2 separate regions of the Homo sapiens genome follow, and region 2 is linked to region 1. A link is a contact called in ENCODE Hi-C or POLR2A ChIA-PET data. All regions are on one chromosome and are shown on one strand. The core of a region is the stretch at or near the end of the contact, and the rest is flanking DNA. Distances in the headings are between cores, read along the strand shown. Region 1 overlaps UTRN (utrophin). Region 2 overlaps UTRN (utrophin).

Region 1 (3,400 bases), core at 330-2,829:
CGCCCAGCAACCCATAGCCAGTGACTGCTGCTGTAGTATAAATTCTCCAGCTCTCTTGCATCTCAGGTCGCCTACTTTTGAGATGAACATTTTACACTGCATCTCCAAGTTCCCAGTTGGGTTGTGATCGAATGGTAACTTGCTTGATAATGACCTTTTTATTATTGGCCACCTTTCCTTCTTTGTCTCCTTTCTCTACTCCCTAGCAGTGTTTCCTGGGATCACTTCTGAAATAAACTACTTATATTTGAATCCTTGTCTCAGGGTCTGCTTCTTGGGGGAAGGACCAAACTAAGATATTATTAGCCAACTTTTCTTTTGACTTTGATTGATGAAAGAAGAGGAAAGATCAGACCAGGAGAACAGAAATATTTTGAAGACCTTTCTGTATAAAAAGTAATGAATTTAACTTCACCGATTCAAGAGACAGGACAGTAAATATTCTTGTTATGCTGCTTCCCAGGGTGTCCTAAGAAAGAGTCTTCAGATTGTACTATGGGATTAAAGCCATGGCAGATGGCACTTAATGTCCCTGACTAATGTGACTTTCCACCCACTTTCTTTACACCATAGTTTGACTCAGGGGCTTGCTGGATTTCAGAAAGACTAGCTTGTAGTTTGTGGCTAAAAAGACTGGCTGATGTTAGGAAGGGGGAGAAACACCTTATGTGTTGCTCTACTAATTTTGTCCTTGATTTTGAGCTAATTATTAATGCTCCAGGGAAAAATTTTAGCTTGGCAGGCAGGGAAATATTAGTTTCAATTGTGAGCTTAATCCAGAGGGCTATGTTTGAGTTAAAACCATCCAGGAGTCTTCCAGGGAAGTCCAGAATCTTCCAGGGAAGACCAGGTGGATCTATTTCTGGATGCTAAAAGGGGCATTGCGGGGCTGATAAGGAAATAAGTCCCTTGTTCTTTAAAAAAAAATTATTTATTTATTTATCTTTTTTAGAGACAGTGTCTCACTCTGTTACCCAGGCTGGAGTGCAATGGCATGACCATGGCTCATGCAGCCTCAACCTTCTGGGTTCAAGTGATCCTCCCTCCTCAGTTTCCCAAGTAGCTGGGACCACAGGTGTCTGAAACCACACCTGGCTAATTTTCTTTCTTTCTTTCTTTTTTTTTTTTTTGTAGAGATGGGGTCTCGCTATGTTGCCCAGGCTGGTCTTGAACTCCTGGGCTTAAGTGATCCTCCTACTTTGGTCTCCTAAAAGTGCTGAGATTACAGATGTGAGACACCTCACCCAGCCAGAACTGCCTGTTTCATTAGAGAGACACAAGTCAATTCCTGGAATTTTTTTTTCCTTTTTGCTGCCACTTTCTTACTTAAAAGAATAAAAATCAAAGCCAAATTCATCATAGTAATCATAATAATGGCAACAACAACAAAAAAAGGAGTAAAATAGAGTTGTGAATGTTTGCTTTGTTATTAAACATATCAACTCATTGGAGCTGATTTATATAAAGTTAAATCCTGCTAGAATAGCTGGATTCCTTCCTACATGGGTGGGGTGGGAATGCTGAGATCCTGGTGTGGGCATTCCATGCCAGGGTAGAAATTTCCTGCTCAGGCACTTAGTGAAGGAGCCAACTGAGGGAGGATAGGTGATGTGCCCGCCCATCCGGTGGCACCCAGTGACCTGTGCACACCACCCCCCATCTGCCCAGGACCCAGCCATGTTGTTCATTGTACCCTTTTCAGACTGCTGACCTCCAGGAGCACTTGTCTTAAAGTCACATAGCTGTATTTTTCCTCTCCAGAAAAATTTTGAATGTATTTTCTAAATAGCTGAGGTCATTGCATGGTCTTCAGTGAACTTAGCTACAAGTGAATGTGACCTGGAGTGACCCAGAGTGAGTGCTGGCCAGCATAGGTTTCACATTTTCTGTGTGAAAGTTCTTCTTTTGTTGTTTGTGATTAATAACTGGATGGGATATAAAGCCAAATGATTTCATTGTTGAACACAGACTTGAAGGTCATGAGAAACTGCCTGTTCAAATTACACTTTGCCAAGACATGGAAAAAGGTCTGCATCAACACCTGAATAGTTTTAGAAATACGGTAGAGAAGGAAAAAAATGACATGCCACTTGTTATGTGATGTGAAAGTTGATTTCCACGCGATGCAATATCTTGGGTCCTTACAACATCTGACCTATGAGGCTGATGAGTTTGCACTGAGTCAGGACTTTAAAACAAAGGTGTATTGAGGACCTACTGTGTGCCAGGTCATTTAGAATGAGTTTTTATGCTAAGTAATGTGTTATATTTATGCTTATTTTGTTAAGTGCTCAGTTTCTCTTAGGTTTTGTATTATGTGGGTTTGCTATTTTTTAAAAAAATATTTTTAATTTTTTGGGTATGGTTTGCTATTTGAAATATGATTTTGAATAAGTTTCTCAGTACATAGCACTTTTAATTTTATGTTTTTAAAAGATTTTTTAATGGTTATACATAATAATTGATGGACACACAATAGTATTTAAATCTAAAAATAGAGAAACCATGGCACACAAAACACAGTATCTTACAGAACTGTATTATTTGCTTCTTTTCTATGTGTTTTCTAGGCTTTTGAGTCAGATGTTAGGAAAGAGTCTGTCCATCTTTAATTTTCTCACTTCGAGAAGCACTGAAATATTTCTATACATATGTCCATTGGTATAGCGACCTAACACAACTTTAAAATCATTTTGAAATTGACGCACAGAGAGCTTGGTTTTCCAGAACTGGTGAGGTGTAAGATGGTTGAGGACTGACTTGGCCTGGTCGGACCTGTTTCTTTGTAGCATTATTACTATTTGTTTATTTTCCACCTGGGCCTTACATCTTCCCTCTCAAGACAGCGTCTAGGTCCCAACTCAGTTGGTAGGAATTTGTGCAGTAGCAAACCTGCAGATGGGCAGAGATACAAACTCACTCAACTCACATTACAGTCTTTCCCTGTCTAAAACAAACAAGAAAACAAAACAAAAAAGGGAGAGATCATATAGGCGTGTATATATACAATATTTTGTTATAGATAAGGAACAAAGTACCATATGAATTCAAAAGGTGAGGGTGGGATGGGTTTAGAGCTGGGAGAGAAACCATCTAAAGCCTTCATGAAAGGGGGTACCATTTGCTGTGGATACTGATGGCAATGTTGGGGCTGGAGGAAAATGTTCCAGGTAGAGGGCACAGAATTAATAGGGGGTAGCTATAAAAAGCATGCTGAATACCATGCTAGGTAGGCATTTAGCCCTGTAGCATATAGATGTATCTGAATTTAAAGGCAGTGGGTGATGTTCGGAGGTTTGGAGCATAAGATATTTTGTGATCAGAAGAAGGTGAATCTGTCAGAGGTGTTTAGGAAGCAAATACAAGGGTAGATAGTATGGGAGGTTATTGTAGTACCTTG
Region 2 (3,400 bases), core at 514-3,013, 54 kb after region 1:
TATTGCCCCTGAAGACCTTCCAGTGGGACAAGATCTGGAGGTGGAAGACAGTGATATTATTGATCCTCACCCTGTGTAGGCCTAGGCTAATGTGTATGTTTGTGTCTTAGTTTTTGACAAAAAAGTTTGAAAACTAAAAAAATACAGTTTTAAAAATTGAAAAAGCCTTGTAGAATAAGGACAAAATGAAACAGAATATTCTTGCACAGATGTGTGATGTGTTTGTGTTTTAAGCTGTTATTATAAAAGTCAAAAAATTAAAGAAATTGAAAAATTTATAAAGTAATCTAAGGTTTATTATTGAAGAAAGAAAAATATTTTAAAAATAAATTTAGTGTAGCCTAAGTGTACAGTGTTTATAAGGTCAACAGTAGTATACAGTAATGTCCTAGGCCTTCACATTCATTTACCACTCACCCAGAGCAATTTCTAGTCCTGTACGCACCATTCATGTTAAGTGTCCTATACAGGTGTACTATATCTTTTTTTTTTTTTTCGTTTGAGACAGCGTATCTCTCTGTTGCCCAGGCTGGAGTGCAGTGGCGCAGTCTTGGTTCACTGCAACCTCCGCCTCCCAGGTTCAAGCGATTCTCCTGCCTCAGCCTCCTGCGTAGCTGGGATTACAAGTGTGCACCACCACAACCAGCTAATTTTTATGTTTTAGGAGAGATGGGTTTCACCACGTTAGCCAGGATGGTCTCCAACTCCCAACCTCAGGTGATCCACCCGCCTTGGCCTCCCAAAGTGCTGGGATTACAGGCATGAGCCACTGTATCCAGCCTAAAATCTTTTATATCATATTTTGACTGTACCTTTTCTGTGTTTAGATACATAAATACTTACCATGTGTTACAGTTGCCTGCATTATTCAGTACAGTAGCATGCTCTATAGGTTTGTAGCCTAGGAGTGATATGCTATACCATCTAGCCTAGGTATATTGTAGGCTATTCCATCTCGGTTTGTGTAAATATACTCTATGATGTTTGCACAATGATGAAATCACCTAAGGATGCATTTCTCTGAATGTATCCCTGTCCTTAAGTGACTCATGACTGTATTTGGAATCTGAGTGCCGTGAAGTCAAGAGCTGCTTTCACCAGCCTTGATTTTCGCATACTGTATGACAGAAAGTAGGCACTGATCTATCTCTCTACTGGAAAATCCAAGGCCCAATTCTGCATCTGATTTGTTATTGATACAAAGAATTAGAATTTCACTCTTTTAAGAAATCCAAACTGCACTTTCTAAATCTTACTTTCTTATTCAATTTTTTGTAGATTTTTTTCTATTACTACTACTATTGCTGAAAAACATGATCTGTGGTAGAAATATTAATAATTGTGCTTTGAGAGTATTGAAGTAGGGTAAGAATAATACAGTATCAGATCAGAGAGAGGGTGGGACCAGATCTCACAAGATTTTTATTTGGAGTTTGGATTGGATTTGCCTGTAATGGATGCCCATTAGGGTAAATCAGGGAAATTGACACAATGTGGTCTGCACATTAAAATTGGAATTATTCTGGCTCTTACGTAGAAGCAAAGAGATCAGTTGGCTGGAGCTGGAGTTCAGGCAATAGATAATGGCGGTTTGGGCTAGAGTTGACACAATGACCATGGTAAGAAGTGGTCATGTTTGGGATGTGTTTTTGGAAGTGGAAGGACAGGGCTGGTGGGTAGGTTAGAGGTGGAGAAGAAGTGAAAGGAAATGAATCAGGAATGACTCCTTTGTTTTTGGCCTGAGCAAGAGTCATTATTTCTTGATATGTGATGTATTTGCAATTAATCATATTCTGTAGTCCGTGGATGTGTGTGTGTGTATGTGTGTGTGTGTGTGTGTGGGTGTGTGCATATTTGTGTGTGGCCTTTCTCCAGAGTTGACCAGTTCCTTAAGGCATTCCTCTTTGATTAATCCTATATTTCACCTATATGTGGTCATGCTCTATGCAGAAATTGCTCATCGGTCACCCTATGACCTGGTGTGCCTGTAGACAAGATCTATTTGTTTAGCACAGTGTTTTAGGAAATTACAGTTACCAGGAGGTTATACATATAAATTCAGATTTCCACCTTCTTTTTAAAAATGAGAAGTTCTGCCCACAGTGAACCTGAATTCCCATATGGCCACCCTTAGCTAGAACTGAGCAGGAGCTGCCACTTGAGCCTGCAGAGCCAGCTGATTCTCCAGATGTGCCTGGGGCTCATCAGGTTTGCTTCCCTCACATGTGTCATCACTGCAGTTGTTTGCAGCCCTTGCTCCCCGCTAGACCCCCCTGGCTTCTCCCCTTGCATTGTGCTGACCGTTCGCCTTTGTGCTCTAACATTTTAAAATCCAGCAGCAGTAGTGTCCCAGCCGCAAGCATGAGTGCTGGTCTCACTTGTCAAAATGGTGATGGTAGAGGGAGATGAGACTTGGGGACAGCCAAAGCTGGCCACGCCAGGGCTGTAGTATCTGTCATCTAGAGTTGTGTCATGTGGTTGTTTACTTTTTTTAAAGTTAAATGTGACCCAAGGCTTATATACCCTTCAAGTTCAAGACTGTTCATTTATACCATTTTGTATTTATTGGAAAACTATGGAAACTCTCTTGAGAATAAGGAGAATGACCTGAACTTGGCATTTCTGCAGGGCCAAGCACAAAGGAGGTATTCACTAAATATTTGTCCAAATGCATTATTCAACTGTATTCTCTTTGTCAGAGAAGTCTCTGCAAATGAGTCTTTGCAAAGATTTCAAAATTGAAATAAGAGGTTAACTGTCAGGATGAATCAGTTTTTATTTTTATTCATAGATGACTTCTGACATTTCCAAGCTGTTTCACAGAGTGGATCCCAAGTTTACAGCTTGTGATACCAAAGCACCAGACACGCTTTAAAGTGGTGTACTAGAAAAAAAAATAGTCTGCATTTTGAATTCATCAAAATGTAGTATATATCTTGTTGCTCTCTTTGGGGGGCCACTAAATATATCCCACCCACTCCAGTGATTAAATATTTTTTTCCCTACATATCCCAGTCCAGTGATGAAATATTTTCTTCCCTATCTGTCCTAGTCCTGTGTCTTCATAATTTTAGTAGCAGTATAGCACAGATGTTGAAAACATAGATTTAGAGCCAGATTTTGTGGTATCAGATCCTGGTTCTGCCTCTCATTTGTTAAGTCACCTCCACATCAGTTTCTTCGCCTGTAGAATGAAGAAGATGATGCTGTTTTTCTCGAAATACTATTATAAGGAAATAAATAATACATCTAAATAATACAACTAAATCTTTATAAGTCTCTTAGAACATATGATACATAGTAAATGCTTGCTATCATTATGTCTAAGAACATTTCATATTTCTACTGCCTGTTTCCGTATGGCCTATGAGCTGAGAATGGTTTTTACAGCTTTAGGTGG

Evidence for each region. Hi-C counts contacts between places; a loop is a spot of excess contacts on that map. ChIA-PET counts read pairs that join two places held with the same protein, here RNA polymerase II (POLR2A). Pooled maps may share reads with other maps.
Region 2: a loop to region 1 is called in a map of naive thymus-derived CD4-positive, alpha-beta T cell, with 2.3 times the contacts of the local background. The contact joins two enhancer-like sites. A Hi-C loop is called at or near these places in 11 of 168 maps with a recorded cell type or tissue (CD4-positive, alpha-beta memory T cell, CD8-positive, alpha-beta T cell, Caco-2 and 5 more), 2 of 37 single-sample maps with no recorded cell type and 7 of 50 pooled maps. POLR2A ChIA-PET finds 5 or more read pairs at or near these places in 4 of 52 experiments (GM12878, OCI-LY7, PC-9 and 1 more).

What each region holds. Positions count from the first base shown.
Region 1 is chr6:144,360,657-144,364,056 of GRCh38, forward strand. All of the region lies in intron 2 of UTRN (utrophin), which reads left to right. Among named protein-coding and RNA genes, the nearest start is that of SNORA98, 43 kb to the right of the region's middle. Within about 2 kb of position 1,580, at least 6 of the 41 ENCODE cell types and tissues checked have a DNase peak (open chromatin) inside an H3K27ac peak, as active enhancers do; they include PC-9, where a contact is called at or near this core.
Region 2 is chr6:144,414,233-144,417,632 of GRCh38, forward strand. The region is part of intron 3 of UTRN (utrophin); the gene reads left to right. Among named protein-coding and RNA genes, the nearest start is that of SNORA98, 10 kb to the left of the region's middle. Within about 2 kb of position 1,764, at least 5 of the 41 ENCODE cell types and tissues checked have a DNase peak (open chromatin) inside an H3K27ac peak, as active enhancers do; they include PC-9, where a contact is called at or near this core.